Regions from separate parts of the Homo sapiens genome. Here region 1 is linked to region 2. The links are chromatin contacts, found by Hi-C or POLR2A ChIA-PET in ENCODE. All regions are on one chromosome and are shown on one strand. The core of a region is the stretch at or near the end of the contact, and the rest is flanking DNA. Distances in the headings are between cores, read along the strand shown.

Region 1 (4,369 bases), core at 266-2,765, 68 kb before region 2:
GCATACAGAGACTGACTGAGGCACAGGCATATGAGGAAAGCCTACAGCTGAGGGAGGGGAAGGAACATTGAGGAACGACCCTCCAACAAGCAGCTGTCCCTAAACCTAACTCTAGAAGACTTGGAAAATGGTGGTGCACTGAAGGTAACCTTAACAAAAATCTCAATCCCAGCTCAGCTTCTGACCAAATTAACTCAACTGTCCCTACCGATGGCCTGGAAGAACAAACAGTGTGCCCATTTCTAAACAGATACTTTTACCTCTGTCTCTCCTGTCTTAACATATGTCTGGCATTCAATAAGAAATTATGAGGCATCCACAAGAGCAAGAGAAAAACGAAGCCACTGTGAAGAGCGAAAGCAGTCAACAGAATCAAACTCATATATGACAAGGATGTCGAAACCATCAGACAAGGAATTTAAAGTAACTGATTCATATGTTAAAGGCTGTAGTGAAAATGTTGATAACATGCACATACAGGTGAGGAAGACTCAACTACTGTTTATAGGAAACCCACTATAAATATAATGATATAAATGGATTTAAAAGTAAAAAGATGGATAAAGATATACCATGGAAACACTAATCAAAAGGAAGTGTGGTTATATTAGTATCTGATAAAGTATACTTGAGAACAAGGAATCATTCCAGGTATAAAGATGATACATAATAATAAAAAGGTCAATTCACCGAGAAGACATAATAATCCTAAATGTGTGTATACCCAATAACAGCTTTGAAATACCTGAAGCAGCCCAGGCACTGTGGCTCATGCCTGTAATCCCAGCATTTTGGGAGGCTGAGACAGGAGGATCACTTGTGCCCAGAAGTTTGAGACAAGCCTGGGCAACATGGTGAGACCCTGACTCAACAAAAAAATAAAAAAAATTAGCCAGGTGTGGTGGCATATGCCTGAAGTCCTAGCTACTTGGGAGGCTGAGGCAGGAGGATCACTTGAGTCTGGGAGTTGGAGGCTGCAGTGAGCTGTGATCACACCACTGCACTCCAGTCTGGGCAGCTGGGTGACAGACAGAGTGAGACACTGTCCTCTCCCGTCCCCCCCTCAAAAAATACATGAAACAAAAACTGAAAGGAGAAATAGATAAATCTAGTTACAATTGGAGGCTTTAATATTTCTTCTTTGCAGTAATCAGTAGAAGTAGTGTACAGAACATCAATAAGAATATAGAAAACCTGGGCCGGGTGTGGTGGCTTATGACTATAATCCCAGCACTTTGGGAGGCCAAGGCGGGCAGATTACTTGAGGTCAGGAGGACAGTGGGTGTAGCCCACGGAGGGTGAACCAAAGCAGGGCAGGGCGTCGCCTCACCCAGGAAGCGCAAGGCGTTGGGAGATTTCCCTTTCCTAGACAAAGGAAGCCCTGACAGACTGTACCTGGAAAAAACGGAACACTCCTCCCCCAAATACTGCGCGTTTTCAACAGTCTTAGCAAATGCAGACCAGGAGCTACTATCCAGTGCCTGGCTCGGTGGTTCCCACACCCACAGAGCCTTGCTCACAGCTAGTGCAGCAGTCAGAGATTGAACTGCGAGGCAACAGCCTGGCAGGGGGAGGGGCACCTGCCATTGCTGAGGCTTGAGTAGGTAAACAAAGCTGCCTGGAAGCTCAAACTGGGCGGAGCCCACCACAGCTCAGCTAGGCCTGCTGATTCTGTAGCCCCCACCTCTGGGAGCAGGGCATAGCTGAACAAAAGGCAGCAGAAACTTCTGCATACTTAAACGTCCCTGTCTGACAGCTCTGAAGAGAGCAGTGGTTCTACCAGCATGGCGTTTGAGCTCTGAGAACGGACAGACTGCCTCCTCAAGTGGGTCCCTGACCCCTGTGTAGCCTAACTGGGAGACACCTCCCAGTAGGGGATGACTTACATCTCATACAGGCAAGTGCCCCTCTGGGACAAAGCTTACAGAGGAAGGATCAGGCAATATTTGCTGTTCTGCAATATTTGCTGTTCTGCAGCCTCCACTGGTGATACCCAGGCAAACAGGGTCTGGAGTGGACCTCCAGCAAACTCCAACAGACCTGCAGCTGAGGGACCTGACTGTTAGAAGGAAAACTAACGAACAGAAAGGAATAGCATCAGCATCCACAAAAAGGACATCCACACCAAAACCTCATCTCTAGGTCACCAACATCAAAGACCAAAGGTAGATAAAACCACAAAGATGGGGAGAAACCAGAGCAGAAAAGCTGAAGATTCTAAAAACGAGAGTACCTCTTCTCCTCCAAAGGATCGCAGCTCCTCACCAGCAAGGGAACAAAGTTGGACGGAGAATGACTTTGATGAGTTGACAGAAGTCGGCTTCAGAAGGTCGGTAATAAACTTCTCCGAGCTAGAGGAGGATGTTTGAACCCATTGCAAGGAAGCTAGAAACCTTGAAAAAAGATTAGATGAATGGCTAACTAGAATAAACAGTGTAGAGAAGACCTTAAATGACCTGATGGAGCTGAAAACCATGGCATGAGAACTTTGTGATGCACGCACAAGCTTCAATAGCCAATGCGATCAAGTGGAAGAAAGGGTATCAGTGATTGAAGATCAAATTAATGAAATAAAGTGAGAAGAGAAGTTTAGAGAGAAAAGAGTAAAAAGCAACGAACAAAGCCTCCAAGAAACATGGGACTATGTGAAAAGACCAAATCTACGTTTGATTGGTGTACCTGAAAGTGACAGGGAGAATGGAACCAAGTTGGAAAACACTGTTCAGGATATTATCCAGGAATACTTACCCAATCTAGCAAGGCAGGCCAACATCCAAATCTAGGAAATACAGAGAACACCACAAAGATACTCCTCAAGAAGAGCAACCCCAAGACACATAATTATCAGATTCACCAAGGTGGAAATGAAGGAAAAAATGTTAAGGGCAGCCAGAGAGAAAGGTCAGGTTACCCACAAAGGGAAACCCATCAGACTAACAGCGGATCTCTCGACAGAAACTCTACAAGCCAGAAGAGAGTGGGGGCCAATATTCAACATTCTTAAAGAAAAGAGTTTTCAACGCAAAATTTCATATCCAGCCAAACTAAGCTTCATAAGTGAAGGAGAAATAAAATCCTTAACAGACAAGCAAATGCTAAGAGATTCTGTCACCACCAGGACTGCCTTACAAGAGCTCCTGAAGGAAGCACTAAACATGGAAAGGAACAACCGGTACCAGCCACTGCAAAAACATGCCAAATTGTCAAGACCATCGATGCTATGATGAAACTTGCATCAATTAATGGGCAAAATAAGCAGCTAACATCATAATGACAGGATCAAATTCACACATAACAATATTAACCTTAAATGTAAATGGGCTAAATGCCCCAATGAAAAGTGACAGACTGGCAAATTGGATAGAGTCAAACCCATCGGTGTGCTGTACTCAGGAGACCCATATCACGTGCAGAGACACACATAGGCTCAAATAAAGGGATGGAGCAAGATCTACCAAGCAAATGCAAAGCAAAAAAAAAAAAAAAAGAAAAGCAGGGATTGAAATCCTACTCTCTGATAAAACAGACTTTAAACCAACAAAGATCAAAAGAGACAAGGCCATTACATAATGGTAAAGGGATCAATTCAACAAGAAGAGCTAACTATCCTAAATTTATATGCACCCAATACAGGAGCACCAAGATTCATAAACCAAGTCCTTAGAGACCTACAAAGAGACTTAGACTCCCACACAATAATAATGGGAGACTTTTACACCCCACTGTCAATATTAGATCAACGAGACAGATTAACAAGGATATCCATGACTTGAACTCAGCTCTGCACCAAGCAGACCTAATAGACATCTACAGAACTCTCCACCCCAAATCAACAGAATATACATTCTTCTTAGCACCACATCACACTTATTCTAAAATTGATCATACAGTTGGAAGTAAAGCACTCTTCAGCAAATGTAAAAAACAGAAATCACAACAAACTGTCTCTCAGACCACAGCACAATCAAATTAGAACTCAGGATTAAGAAACTCACTCAAAACTGCACAACTACATGGAAACTGAACAACCTGCTCCTGAATGACTACTGGCTAAATAACGAAATGAAGGGAGAAATAAAGATGTTCTTTGAAACCAATGAGAACAAAGACACAACGTACCAGAATACCTGAGACACATTTAAAGCAGTGTGTAGAGGGAAATTTTTAGCACTAAATGCCCACAGGAGAAAGCAGGAAAGATCTAAAATCGACACCTTAACATCACAATTAAAAGAAATCGAGAATCAAGAGCAAAGAAATTCAAACGCTAGCAAAAGGCAAGAAATAACTAAGATTGGAGCAGAACTGAAGGAGATAGAGACACAAGAAACCTTTAAAAAAATCAATGAATCCAGGAGCTGGTTTTTTG
Region 2 (4,443 bases), core at 896-3,395:
ATGAAAGAATTTTAGGCTCCAAGTAAGTCATTTCATGTATTAAAACTGCGTTTGATTATACTGTTGTTATTTGATTTCCCCAAGGCTGCTGGCTTTTAATTAGGAATCCAGACTGGGGTGGTGGCTCACGTATGTTACCCTAGTACTTTGAGAGGCTGAGGTAGGAGGGTTGCTTGAGGCCTAGGAGTTCGAGATTAGCCTGTGAAACATAGGGAGACCCTGTCTCTACAAAAATCATTTAAAAATTAGCCGGGTGTGGTGATGCCCACCTGTGATCCCAGCTACTTGGGAGGCTGAGGTGGGAGGATCGCTTGGGCTGCAATGAGCTGTGATTGTGAGCTGTGATTGTGCCACTGCACTCCAGCTTGAGCGACAGAGCCAGCAAGACCCTATCTCAAAAAAAAAAAAAAAAAAAAAAAAAAAAAGTCTGCCAGGCGCAGTGGCTCATGCCTGTAATCCCAGCACTTTGGGAGGCTGAGTCAGGTGGATCACCTGAAGTCAGGAGTTCAAGACCAGCCTGGCCAACATGGTGAAACCCCGCCTCTACTAATAATACAAAAATTAGCCGGGCATGGTAGTACACACCTGTAATCCCAGCTACTTGGGAGGCTGAGGCAGGAGAATCGCTTAAACCCGGGAGGCAGAGGTTGCAGCGAGCCAAGACCACACCATTGCACTCCAGCCTGGTGACAAAGTAAGACTCTGTCTCAAAAAACAAAACAAAACAAAACAAAACAAAAAAAAAACAAAAAAAATTAGCAATACCTAAGTGTAAAGTATTCTCTGGTTATTCTGGGATCATTTCATTCAAGACCTCCCCATCCCTGGCACCAACTCGACATACCAGAATCCTGGTCTGTAGACAAAGCTGTGGTTCTGGGGCAGCACAGAGCTGTTTCCCTTCTTTCAGCTGCTGCTGAATAAACTTCTCATAGCCCTCAGGGTCACTCTGAGCTAGATCATCTAGGAGGTTCCAAAACTGAGTAACTTGGGTAAGCAGACCTTTTGAGGATGTCTCCATGACTTATGAGTGGTGAATAATTTTCTTAAGCCTGTGGAAAAACACGACTTCAGGAAGAAAACTGTCTGTGTAATTATTGATTCATTTCTGCTTTGGGGAGGTGGAATGGGTCAGGAATTGTTTTGGTGAAGTTAGGACAGCATTTGTGTCTAAAAGGTTGTGGATCAGCACCACTTTATGTTTTCCTTATTCTTTAATTATCTAGTACCTCTTCCTAAATTCTCACATTGTCCTCTCAGATAAGGCCTTACTTCTATTTGGACCCTGACAAGTCAGAGTAATCATTTTAAGTCTGGGTTTCCTGATCTTCTTGTTCCAACACCTGACTGGTGGCTCCCCAGTTCTGAAATTGCCAGAGGTGTGGTGTGGGGTGAGGGCCACATAAGACTTCCTTAATCCTCAGTATAGTTTAGTATTTCAAAGCATGGACTTGTGAGCCAGAATGCCTAGATTCCGGTCTTAGTTCTATCTCTCACTAGCTCTGTGACCTTGAGCAATTAATGTTCTGTTCAAAATGAAGACGATAATACCTCTACCATAGGATTATTGCGAGATTAAGTAAGCTAATAGAGAGGCTGGGACACTTCTCTACGTCTTCAGATAAATCTCCTTAGCCTCTTCTCCCATTGGAGAGGTGTCCCACAGCATCTTTAGAATGAGGAAAAGAGGTTTAGATTCTTCAATTACTGTGTAAGGGTTATGCTAAACGGGAAACTTAACTAACGGATAATCATTCCATAGGTCTGCAAACCCACCTCTTCTCTCAGTTCTAACGGGTAATCATTCTATAGGTTGGCAAACCCACCTCTTCTCTCAGTTCCTTGACAAACCGCGACGCCTGTTACCAGGGTAACCAGCCTGGGTACAACATCTAATTGGGTCCGGGGAACTTCAGGGAGAAAAGTCTCTTCATATCTAGTTCCGGAATGTCCCCCTTCTGGTGCCAGGCTTGCTTTTCAGTTGGGCCTGACCCACTTCTCTTCCAGGAAAGCGCCCGCCTTCCTTCTGCACCCGTCAACCTCTGGAGTGTCCTGAAAACCCTCCCTTGTGGGAGTCTCTGGGCTGCCTGTTGGTGGGACGATTTCTCAGGAGCACGACTTCCGGCCTGAAAAGGAAGTCTCCTCCTTTTTCTCCCAAACCACTTCTTCCCCCCTACCCCCCGCCACGCGAGGCTGCGGCGCACGGTATGGGTGTGTTTGTGTGTATTTGTGTGGGGAGGGCGTTTGGAGGGAAGGTTACCGGGAGCTCCGAGGCCGCTGGGGAACAGGGATCCCGGTGACAAAGATGGGGATATTTCCTCTGTCTTCCACTTGGAAACCTCAACCCCCGCTTCAGGCTCCCTAGATACTTTCTGGGGCCCAACCGAAGGCCGTAGCCATCCAAAGCGTTCCCAGCCTTTCTGGGGAGTGAAACTTACCCCCGGGGTTCGTCCTAGAGGAGCGTGAGCGGGGAATGCCCAGGTCAACCGGGCTGTCCGAATTCCGCCCCGGCTCAGCCTCCGGCCTCAGTCCGGGAGAGAGATCTGCCTGTCGGTCTGGGCTGGGGGAAACGCGGCAGTGGCCTGGGCCACAGGTGAGGGCAGAGTAACCAGTGGGAAGGCTGCGTTTTCACGAAGGACTCGGGTGAAGCTGCAGAGCTGCCTTTGAGCCCTGACTCCTTGGCTTCCTGGGTCGGAGGAGATCTTGTAATGGAGTGGTTCTTCGTCTCACTAGCAAGATGCCTGATTTCCTCAGGATCAAGGGGTGAGTGAGCGTTGGGGTGGTTGCACAAAGCTCCTGCTAGCTACACACGAAAATATTCTTGTCATCTAGTTTTTGGAAGCTTCCGTAGCAAGTAGGAAATAAAATGCCCCCAAATGGAGAAATTTAGGACATCTTTGCATTTGATGTTTTGAGTAATCAGTTTCTGTTACTGTTGACACCCGTGGTTCCTGACACTCTCAAATCTACGTATTTGCTTCAGTGCAAACTATATTGGGATTGGAGGTTTGATTTTTAATTTAGACAGTGACATACATCATTTGCCTGGGACTATGTGGCTTGGGACGTTACAGCTTTAAGGGAACTTCATCTACAAAATAGGGATGGAGATACTTGCCTCATATAAAAAGTAGTTATGAGGATTAAATAAAATGGTGCTCATGAAAGCACTTAATTTTATGTAGTCTTGTGCATTTTCAAAGAACTTTAATGTACATTATCTCCTTTCATCTCACATTAGTGTGTTTAGGCATTTCCCTCTTTTAATGGTAAAGGGAAAACTATTCTTTAGAATCTCTGACTTCTAGTTCAGTGATCTTTCCTGTACCTCATATGCTTCTTTATAAAACTTCAAGAAAAGATAAAGTAATAACAGAAATTATTACTAAACGTTATTTGTTGATTCATTTCAGATTGAAGAATGTCCCGGATTCCACTGGGGAAGGTCCTCCTGAGGAATGTCATCCGGCACACAGATGCTCACAATAAGGTGGGAGGTACAACCTAGTTACTCCTCAACGCTTACTGAAGGCAAGCAGTGTGCCAAGCATTATTTTGGAACAACTGGGAGATACAAAGAATATTCTTGTCATCTAGTTTTTGGAAGCTTCCGTACACAGTAGGAAATAAAATGATGAATAAAATAGATAATTATAATACAGTTTGATAAGTACTGTATAACAGAGATATTTGCAAAGTGCTTTGGAGCACTAAGGAGGAAATAATAAAATCTACACTGGGGAATTAGAAAAGATTTTACAGAATTAGTGGTATTTCAGCTGCTGATCTTTGAACTGGTTCTTGAATAGGTATACGTTTACCAGGTATGAAATATCATTCTGGATAGACAGCATCATGCATTAATATGGCAACGAGAAAGAGCATTAATCACTTGGGGCATGGCAAGAAATTTATCCAGAAAGCAGGGAAGGTAGGGGATAGTGGCAGAAGATAAGGCCTCAGTGGTAATTAGAGTTGGATTGTGATGTTTGGAGCTGAGACTTCTTCCTCTAGGCAATAAAGAAGCCATCAAATGTTTTTAAACAGGGTGTGGCATGATCATAGTTATATTTTAGAAAGATGGTTTGTCAGCTGGGTAGGGAATGAATCAGATGGGGAGATACAGAAGGGAGAGTAATTAGGAGGCAATTGCAGTATTACAGGTGAGAGATGATGAGGGTTCGCATGAAATTAGTGACAGCAGGGATGAAGAAGAGGAATTTAGGAGATAGAATCCAAAGAAGTTGGTGGCTAATTAGATTATAATGATAAGAATGGAATCTAATTCAGTTGACCCTTGAACAATGCAGGGGCTAGGGGCATCAACCCCCTGCATAGTCGAAAATCCATGTATAACTTTTTACTCCCTCAAAATGTAAGTGCCAATAGCCTACTACTGACTGAAAGCCATAGCGATACCATAAACAGTGGATTAACACATAT

What was found. A loop is a pair of places that touch in the nucleus more often than their neighbours do. ChIA-PET counts read pairs that join two places held with the same protein, here RNA polymerase II (POLR2A). Pooled maps may share reads with other maps.
Region 1: a map with no recorded cell type shows a loop between it and region 2 (7-fold over the local background). The contact joins the enhancer-like site here to the promoter of NKAPD1 in region 2. A Hi-C loop is called at or near these places in 9 of 37 single-sample maps with no recorded cell type and 5 of 50 pooled maps. POLR2A ChIA-PET finds 5 or more read pairs at or near these places in 4 of 52 experiments (GM12878, HepG2, OCI-LY7 and 1 more).

What each region holds. Positions count from the first base shown.
Region 1 is chr11:112,004,661-112,009,029 of GRCh38, forward strand. All of the region lies in intron 17 of DIXDC1 (DIX domain containing 1), which reads left to right. Among named protein-coding and RNA genes, the nearest start is that of DLAT, 19 kb to the right of the region's middle. Within about 2 kb of position 1,516, at least 2 of the 41 ENCODE cell types and tissues checked have a DNase peak (open chromatin) inside an H3K27ac peak, as active enhancers do.
Region 2 is chr11:112,072,154-112,076,596 of GRCh38, forward strand. It overlaps NKAPD1 (NKAP domain containing 1), which reads left to right and starts at 2,146. Exons shown (of 6, transcript NM_018195.4): 1 at 2,146-2,763; 2 at 3,414-3,490. The coding sequence starts at 3,422. PIH1D2 (PIH1 domain containing 2) reads right to left here and starts at 1,864. Exons shown (of 6, transcript NM_138789.4): 1 at 1,827-1,864; 2 at 845-1,052. The coding sequence starts at 1,021. RefSeq lists enhancers at 1,949-1,998, 2,409-2,528, 2,589-2,638.